Linked DNA regions of Homo sapiens: region 1 is linked to region 2. A link is a contact called in ENCODE Hi-C or POLR2A ChIA-PET data. All regions are on one chromosome and are shown on one strand. Each heading gives the region's core, a stretch centred on a gene start or an enhancer-like site at or near the end of the contact. The rest is flanking DNA. Distances are from core to core; before and after follow the strand shown.

The links. Hi-C counts contacts between places; a loop is a spot of excess contacts on that map. ChIA-PET counts read pairs that join two places held with the same protein, here RNA polymerase II (POLR2A).
Region 1: POLR2A ChIA-PET joins it to region 2 with 10 read pairs in AG04449. The contact joins two enhancer-like sites. A Hi-C loop is called at or near these places in 1 of 168 maps with a recorded cell type or tissue (heart right ventricle). POLR2A ChIA-PET finds 5 or more read pairs at or near these places in 5 of 52 experiments (AG04449, AG04450, H1 and 2 more).

Annotation. Positions count from the first base shown.
Region 1 is chr2:120,802,441-120,806,524 of GRCh38, forward strand. The region is part of intron 2 of GLI2 (GLI family zinc finger 2); the gene reads left to right. Among named protein-coding and RNA genes, the nearest start is that of GLI2, 69 kb to the left of the region's middle. RefSeq lists an enhancer at 2,041-2,690. Within about 2 kb of position 2,728, at least 3 of the 41 ENCODE cell types and tissues checked have a DNase peak (open chromatin) inside an H3K27ac peak, as active enhancers do.
Region 2 is chr2:120,768,692-120,772,854 of GRCh38, forward strand. All of the region lies in intron 1 of GLI2 (GLI family zinc finger 2), which reads left to right. Among named protein-coding and RNA genes, the nearest start is that of GLI2, 35 kb to the left of the region's middle. RefSeq lists an enhancer at 1-377. Within about 2 kb of position 2,745, at least 13 of the 41 ENCODE cell types and tissues checked have a DNase peak (open chromatin) inside an H3K27ac peak, as active enhancers do.

The sequences.
Region 1 (4,084 bases), core at 1,478-3,977, 34 kb after region 2:
AGGCCATAAATCTTTTAAAACACATTTTGGCCCAGAGGTTTTCCCCTCCTTTAACTTCTAAAATGGTGTAATTTTAAAAGCAATTTGATTCAGATGTTTCTCATTGCTTTATACTGAAACTGTCCAAATGCTGTTGTATTTTCCTCCTCCACTGTGGGTTCTCTTTCAAAAATATTTCTGAACCTCTCTGTGTGCCTCACTGAGCACCAGGGACTACTATTCAGAGCCTCTGGGATAATATGAAAGGTGGAGCCATGAAACCCAGAGCTGGGTCTGATCTCATGAGTTTTGCTAGTTTCTGGAATCAAGCAGCCAGACAGGCTTTAGACATCCTGGGATGTACCTGCAATGGCCAACGCCCACCTCTTCCACGAAGCATCCACTGTGTGCTGGGCCAGGTGTCCTCCCAGTGTGGGCCGCACCAGCAACATCAGCATCCCCTGGGAATTGTTAGAAATGCTAATTCTTGAGCCCCACCTTAGACCTACTGAATCTGAGTCTGTGGGGGTAGAGCCCAGCAAGCTGTGTTTACACAAACCCTCTTGGTGATTCTGATACACTCCTAAGTTGGAGAACCGCATGTTCTGACTACATGAGGTAGGGTGGGTCTTCCCATACATAAAATGGGAGTTAGACACAGAGCTGCAGTGCAGAGATTACAGGAGACTTCTGATGTGCTTACACAGGCCTGCCAGGGCACTTCCTGGATAGTAGCTGTAACACTGCCTCTCTTAGTGCAGGCAGTGCTAAGGAAGTAGTGAGAAGCAGCCCAGGCTCTGGAACCAGGCTGCCTGGTTAAGTCCCAGTTCTGTTGACCTTAGGCAGGTCCGTGCCTCACTTTTCTCATCTATAAAATGGGCATGATCTTGGTTGTGAGCATTCCTTGAGTTAGCACATGGGAAGTGCTTCGAAAAGTGTTGGGCACAGAGGGCCTTGTGTGAGGTCCAAGTTGAGTATTTGCTTTATGAACTATTGCTATTCTTCCTACCAGTTTTCCTTTTCTAGATCTGCATACTCTGCCTGACTTAGAAAGTTTCCCTTTCACTGGTAACCCTTGCCTGCTGACCCGTTGAGGCTGACAGCAGGTGGGAAACCCAGGTTTCTGGTGACTTCCTACTTGAGAGTGGTGGGTGCCCTGGGCTGGAAATCAGACCTGGGTGCCTGTCCCACTTTGCTTTGCTCCCAGGGCCTGTCCTGGGTGTCTGTCCCGAGTGGGCTCCTGGCCTCTCTGACTTGGTCTTTTCCCCAGCACGCTGGAGACCAGACCAGACCAAAGGTTACTAAAGCTGGCCAAGCCTTAGACTCTCGTGACAATCACTATGTAAGTGCAGGGTCCAGGGCAGCCCCTGGGCTGGGGCCTGGGCATATGTATTTTTAATACGCTTCACAGGTCATTGGGCGCAGTCCGTCCAAGGCATGAACAAGATCCCTTGGAGTATTCAAGAGTCTCAGGGGGGGAGACTACGGTTTGCAGCTGGTAGTACTGGCGGGGCTGTGACCAGGCTAGCATAGCTAGGGTCAAGCACTAGACGACTTTCAGCAGAGCGCTCCAGTGTTCCAGGAGGCGTGTGTGCTACCTACTCATACTGACAGCCCTCCTATCTTCTTCATTGGCCCTGCTGGGTTCTTGGAAAGTTTTTCTGAGGCACAGTTTTGCTTAGTGGCGAGGCATGCATGTCTATATGGGAATGCTGTGCAAATAGCAGAATATTTAGACGACTCATTTTCATTGTGTTGGCCAGAGCTAGAAAATCCCCTCCCACCACCTGCCTTACCACACCTAGGAATCTGTCCAATACCCCTCCATTGGTACGTACCTCCAAGTCCCTGGTGTCTTTGCACTCTGTCTTTTTCTGTGCCTCCAGGATGTCCTTGTGGGCAGGGCATTGCTTGTTCACCACTGTCCCCACATCCCCGCTTGCAGCAGACATCCCATAGGGGATTATGGAATCTGATGCTATCATGCCAGAGGTGTTCCCGGTGGGCTGGTGTGGTCAGCTGTCTCTGGGTATAAGGGTCAGTTGAGGCTGGCCGTGGTCTTTGGCCCCCCTGCCAGGCCCCATGGCCAGCAGGGAGCTGAGTGGGCCACCTTCCCTGGCTTATCCGAGTTTCTCTGCTGGGGCCACACACTTTTGCCTTGGACCTGATGCACCCAGGTGTGACTAAGTGGGCAATTACTCTTATTTAAGTGATTTTCAGGACGGCTGTTGATGCTGCTGGGCTTGTTTTATGGCCCAGCCATCCAGAACAACCAGTTCCCCTCAGACTTTGTCCAGAGAGCAGAGCTGAGTTCCCCTGACAGCCTGGTTCACCCAGGAAGCGGGGTGCAGGCTGACCACCCAGATGTTTTTCAGATGGTTCAGGAGTGTACTGCAAGGTTGGACGCCTGGGGCGGGAGCATGAGGTTGGAGACTTCTTCCTGCTCCCAGCAGAGTCTAGTGGGAAGAGCATGGCTTGGGGTCAGGCAGATCTGGGCTCTTCTTACCCTCTGCTTACCAGCCGTGTCTTCTGGGCAAATCAAGGAACTTCTCTGAGATTCGTGCAGTGGCGATGGTAGTGGTCACTACTTCTGGCTACCATGGAACTAAGCGAGACAAGGTCTGCAGGGTGGCTAGCAGAGCATGTGGGCACGGAGGAAGTAAATGTCCACATAACGGAAACCCGAGCATTCCTCTGGCCTGTCCTGGCCTCACACTCACTGCCACTCAGAACGGCTGCCGTCCAGAATCAGCCTGGCCGCCCCATTTCCCCAAGCACAACAGGTTTGTTCTCTGCTTCTGGCCGCAGCCCGGGGTCTGGACTCTGGGAGGCTCTCCTGGCCCCTGCCTGTCGCTCCCCTTGGTTGCAGAGACCGGCACACATGTTTCACGTCACCTCTGTGTCACCTTGTTTTCTGGCTGGTTCCTATAAGCTGGTGAACCCTACCTGCCTGGAATGACAGTGTCAGAGGACAGTGCCGGTGGCTCCTGCCCCTGTGTGCTCCCTGGGGCCTTGGCCATGCCTGGCCGGCACTCCTTCATTTCTCACGGTTCACTGTGAATGTTCAGCTGATGCAGAGTTGGGTGAAGCTTCAAAGTCATTTCCACTTACAGAACTGGAAGAAGCTTTTGAAATCCTCTAGTTTGAATCCATTCATTTTACAGATGTGGAAACTGAGGTCCAGAGACACAAAATGCAGAGGGTTGCCTAGTGATATTACTTGGACTGGAAACCAATTCCGCAGGAACATTCCATCACATGGGACACAGCTGTCCCTCAACCTGGCCCTCCTCCTGGCCCAAACCCCAACTTCCCAAGTGACTGTGTTTATGTTGGAAACATTTTTCTGACGTTTGGTTCTGTCAAAACTAATTTTAGCATTTCTAAAGCTTGGTAAAAATACAGCCTCATTACTTTGATGTCAGTGCATAGTTTACTATTAGTATATTCTGGGGTTTATCATTTTAGTCATGTTTAACACGGCTGTGCCAGGCATGCACTATTAAATCTGGCTTATTTTACATTCCTGTCCGGAATTATTTATTTGTAACAATTTCCTCTCTATCAAAAGACACAGCTAATGCTGTGTTTTAATGTGTTATTTACACACAAAATAACCTATTTACAACTCAGTATGCGCCGGAGGGAGAATGGATGGGCCCCTGTTTCCTGCATTCTGTTATATCAGAGTTTAACAATCTGGATTGCTAATAGAACCATTTATCATTACTTGGGAGGGGGGGAAAGAGATAATTTATTTTATGTTTGTGGCCAGGTCTCACCGCCTCTGATCTTGGGACCATTTTGAGGATAATGAAGTGAAGCCCTGCATTTGGTGGGGGCTGTGGGGCACCCGGGCCTGGGTGCCTCTGGGTTCCCTGCATTCATGTGCACATCCTACAGATGGTCCCGAACTGTGGACCAGAGAGGTGGTGATGACAGGGACGTTGCCTCTGCCTTCTAGGAGCTTCCAGTTAGAGGTGACACTCAGCAGATGGTGACGAATCCTGCCCATAGGGCTTCACGGGGGAGGCAGTGTCTGAGCCTGGGGACATTCGGGGTTCCACCAGGTGGAAAGAGGAAAGGGTGGGTGGGCCCTGGTGGG
Region 2 (4,163 bases), core at 1,495-3,994:
TGCCTTGCCTGGCTGGATGAGCCCTGGAACTTGCTAAGACTTGTGGTCCTGCTCCCAGGATGTCAGGGACTGGGTCAGCCTCCTCCTGCCTGAAAGAGGCCCCGCCCCTGTGTGTGTGTGTGTGTGTGTGTGTGTGTGCGTGTGTGTGCACCCTGCCCCACTCCGCCCCACCAGAAGTAGGCAAGTTCTGGGGATGGGCTCTCTGGAAGGGTGGTGGGCTGGCACTGTTTGACAGATTGGTGGTGAACCTGGGGAGCTGACCATTCTTTTAGCTCTTCATTCATTCAACCAGGAACTTTGACAGCCTTCCCCAGGCTGGCCAGGCCCTATTCCTGTGGCTTCTCAGTGATGAAGACTTGACAAGGGTCCTCATTTGAAAACGATCCAACAGCAAGAGCATCTCTGACAGGAAGTAGCTCCTTCCTCCCAAAGAGCACCGCTCACCTCCAGAATCCACTCTCTCTGGAGCCCCCACTTGGTGCCCAGCCTGGTGGTCTGGCACTAGCTCCCGCCGCCAGTGTTGACTGAATGAAAGGACAAAGCTGTAGATGGGAGGAATGGAGGAAAATCAGGAGAGGGCTAAAGCGCACAGGCCCCTAACTTTTTGGTGAGCCCATGGCCAGTGTTGGGCAGCAAGTACTGTCCCAGTCCAGTGAGCCCTTTCTGCTGCAGGATGGGGGATTCCGGGGCTCCATGGGTGCCGGGGCCTGGGGGCATCCCCTGAACCTCAGTGCCCTGTGCATTTAGTTCCTTCTCTCCTGGAAGTTGTCTCTGTAGAAGGACCCCTCCAGGCCCTAGAGACCTGGCCCAGCGCTCCCAGCTACTGGGGAGTTGTCCATGCTCACCCTAGGTGACAATGAGGGTTTAACACTAGGTCCTTCTAGGAAATAACTTACAGAAGGCAAGCTCAGAGTCTTGCCCCTGCAGTGCTCATGCATGTGCGTGCATGCATGTACACATGTGCTGTGCGGCTGTGTGAGAGCGTGTGTGTGTTTGGGCACATTTGTGAATGTAGGGGTGTGTCTGTGACTGCTTCTGTGTGCATTTGCTTGCGTCTGTATGTGAGTGCATTTCTGAGTGTGCATGTGTTTGGGAGTGTGCGTCTCTGCCTGTTTGGGAGTGTGTTGGGAATGTGTGTCTGCTTGTGCATGGGCTTTAAGTGTGTGGAAGTTTGGGTGCACAAACACTGTGTGTGTGTGTGCATGTGCATGTGTGGGCACAGCCTCTAGAAGGCAGCATGACTGGATGGGTCCTGGCTGACAAGTAGGTGCCTGCTGCCTCCTGTCCCCTCATTTTGGCCCTGCAGAAGGAGGGAGCTGCCTGGGTCATGCTGACTGAGAGGAAGCCTGGTGCTCAGTTCTCCTGGCCCCAGCCCCTAGTGATAATCACTGTTTTCGGGTTGTATTCAGGGATCCAAATCACAAAGAATATAGCTTGGCGGCTCCTAGAATTGAACACCTCGGTGGCCCCATATGAGGCTTCCATGTTCCCAGCACCCAGCTCCAAACACAAACACATCCACTGTTCTCCCTGATGGCTGCCTTTCCATCCCCCACCCCCAGCCTCCTCCTGTCCAGGCCTTGCCTGGCTGTCTCTTGCTGGAATGCCTCATCTGCCCCCATCTCCTACCCTTCCATGCCCTGTGGTGGGTCCCCGAGCACGGGGCCCAGCTTCAGGACCCATAGGGGTTTAGCTGTCTGTCTTCCCAGTTGGACCAGGAGTGCACTGAGGGTGGGAGCAGTGTTTTGTGTGTGTGTCTCATCTTGGTGCCTGATGCAGGCATCAGGGGACCCAGGAGCTGTTGCTGATCACTGGATGACACCAGGGAAGGTGCTCTGTATTTGGGATTTGGGCTGCCATTGCTGGACGACAGCCACACGCTGCCTGCTTCCTGACAGCCAGGAATGATGTGAGGTGGGACATGGGTGCAGTTTCTGGCTTGCCTCTCTCGTGCTCTGAGGTCTTGGGCAAGGCAGTGAACCTCAGGGACCCTCAATTTCCTCATTGTGAATTAAGCTGGTAGCACAGAGCGTTGTGCAGCTCAGGGATGGTCACCAATGGAAAGTGCTCAGCAGCGGGCCAGGTGCCTGTTGGGTGTTCTCAAACTATAATGATTATGTTTGGGCTCAGCCATCAGTGCTGACCACCTACCCTCCAGGCTGCTGGGACCTGGTGGAAGGGGCCTCCTCTGCATGCCCACCACACCGTCCACGCCCTTAGACTCCCACCTGCCGAGCCTGAGTTAACTCTTTGAGCTCAGAGCCTAGTTATGACATCCATTTTTGCCCCACTTGCCCAGGCCCAGACTCACCAGGAATCTGCATTTTGTCTGGCTGCCTGTGGCTCTGTGGCAGCGAATCAGAGACTTTTGGAAAGCCTGCCAGAGTGAACCTGAAAGGCAGCCATGGATACCACCCTGGGGTACGTTGGTGGGCTCTGCCTGTGTCCTGGCTTTGCAGGATCTCAGCCCTCTTCACTGTGCTCTGCATGAGGAGGCGGGCCGGCACAGAGAGTGGTGGCAGCAGCTCAGGCAGGACCCTTCCCTGTGTCGCTCAGCCCATTGGCAGGTGTCCAGCACGTGCCGCTTGGGTTCAGCACTCTTCTGGGCCCAAGGAATGAGAGCTATGCTGTGCGATTGGGGCGGACACTTGCCTTGCTCCTCACCAGCTCTGTGACCTCGGGCAAATGGCTTCAGGTTTCTGAGGCTTGGCCTCCGCATCTGTAAAATGACTGGTGAGGCTGGCTGTTTTCCAAGCGTCCTTCCTTTCAACTTAGAGTTCTTGATTCTAAGGGGTCGATCAAAGGCCTTCCTTCTCAAAGACTTTTGCCATCTTCTGTGAAGACAGAAGATGTTTCTGTTGAAAGCCAGTGCTCTGGGAGAGTAGTGTGACTTAGTGCGGCTCTGACTGCCCTTCCAGTCGGGAGGCTGTGAGTCATTGGGCTGGAGCCCAGAGCTGTCTTAGGGGGCCTTCTGCCTGTCCCAGCCTTAGGCTGTCTGATGCAGACCTTGTGGCCACAGGGTCTGTGACTAGCAGCATTCAGATGCTCAGCCAAGCACTGAGTCTTCTGCCTTCCAGAGGGGCCACTGGGCTTGCTGGACCAGGACTCCTCAAAGTTAGAAGGGGAGTGGAAGCCAGCAACCAAGTAGGTGGTGTGGCCCTCCCCACTTCCTCCATGGCCAACGCCCACGGTGCTTGCAGACTGCACAGTCGTATTTTATGCCTCCAGTGCTTGGATTTGTATAACTCTCTCCTGACTGGCCTCCCTGCTGTCAGGCCATCCTTGTTTTCGGAGTGACCCCTGTCAAATGCTATGAGGTCATGCTACTCCCTGACTTAAACTCCCATTGCCTAACGCACACAGATGGAGGGGGATGCAGGGTGATGGAGGCTGGGTTTTGTCTCTGTGCTAGGGCAGTTTGATTGATAGAGATTGCCTGGTGCCCTGAGTGAGAAGGACCCCAGGGGCTGCTGGGAGAAGCACTGTGATTGATTAGCAATGCCTGCCTTGGACCAGGAGAGGGTAGACAGTGCTGGTCCTGTGTGAACCTCAAGACTGGATGCCATTCAAATTCTTGGGTAACCCGCAAGGTCTCCTTTCTCTGAGGAGCCTTCCCTCCCCATCTCCAGCTCCCCAAGACTCAGCACCCTGTTCTGCAAGTCACTATTGGTCTTGTGTTTTGTTTGTTTGTTTCCACTCAGCAAGCCTCCAGAGGTCATAGAGCACACTTGTTTTGCTTTCTATATGGGCTAGTGTGGAGCCTCGCAGCCAGGGAGCACACCAGCATCATCAATGGCAGAGGGAATGTTTTAACTCTGAGTCCCCAGGAGCACCCCGGCTGCCCACTCCTGGCTGAGTGATAGGAAGGAGGCCTGCTGAGCCCTTCGGGCCTGGCCATAGGCCCAGAGGTTCCCAGGTCTGCCTGCCTGACCCTTGGCCCTTGTTGGAGAAGGCGGAATGAATATCTTCTGCTGTGGACAAATGTTTTAAGAGTATATTCCTAATAATTATAAACAATTTGTGCTCAAGGTAATAATGTAGAAGTTCAGGAAAACATAGATGAAGAAGAAAGAAGCCATTGACCGTGGCATTCTTCAGCAGCAATGCTGGTAAGAGGCACATTTCCTTCTGGGGCCTCTTCTCCAGCATGCAGCCACCGTTAG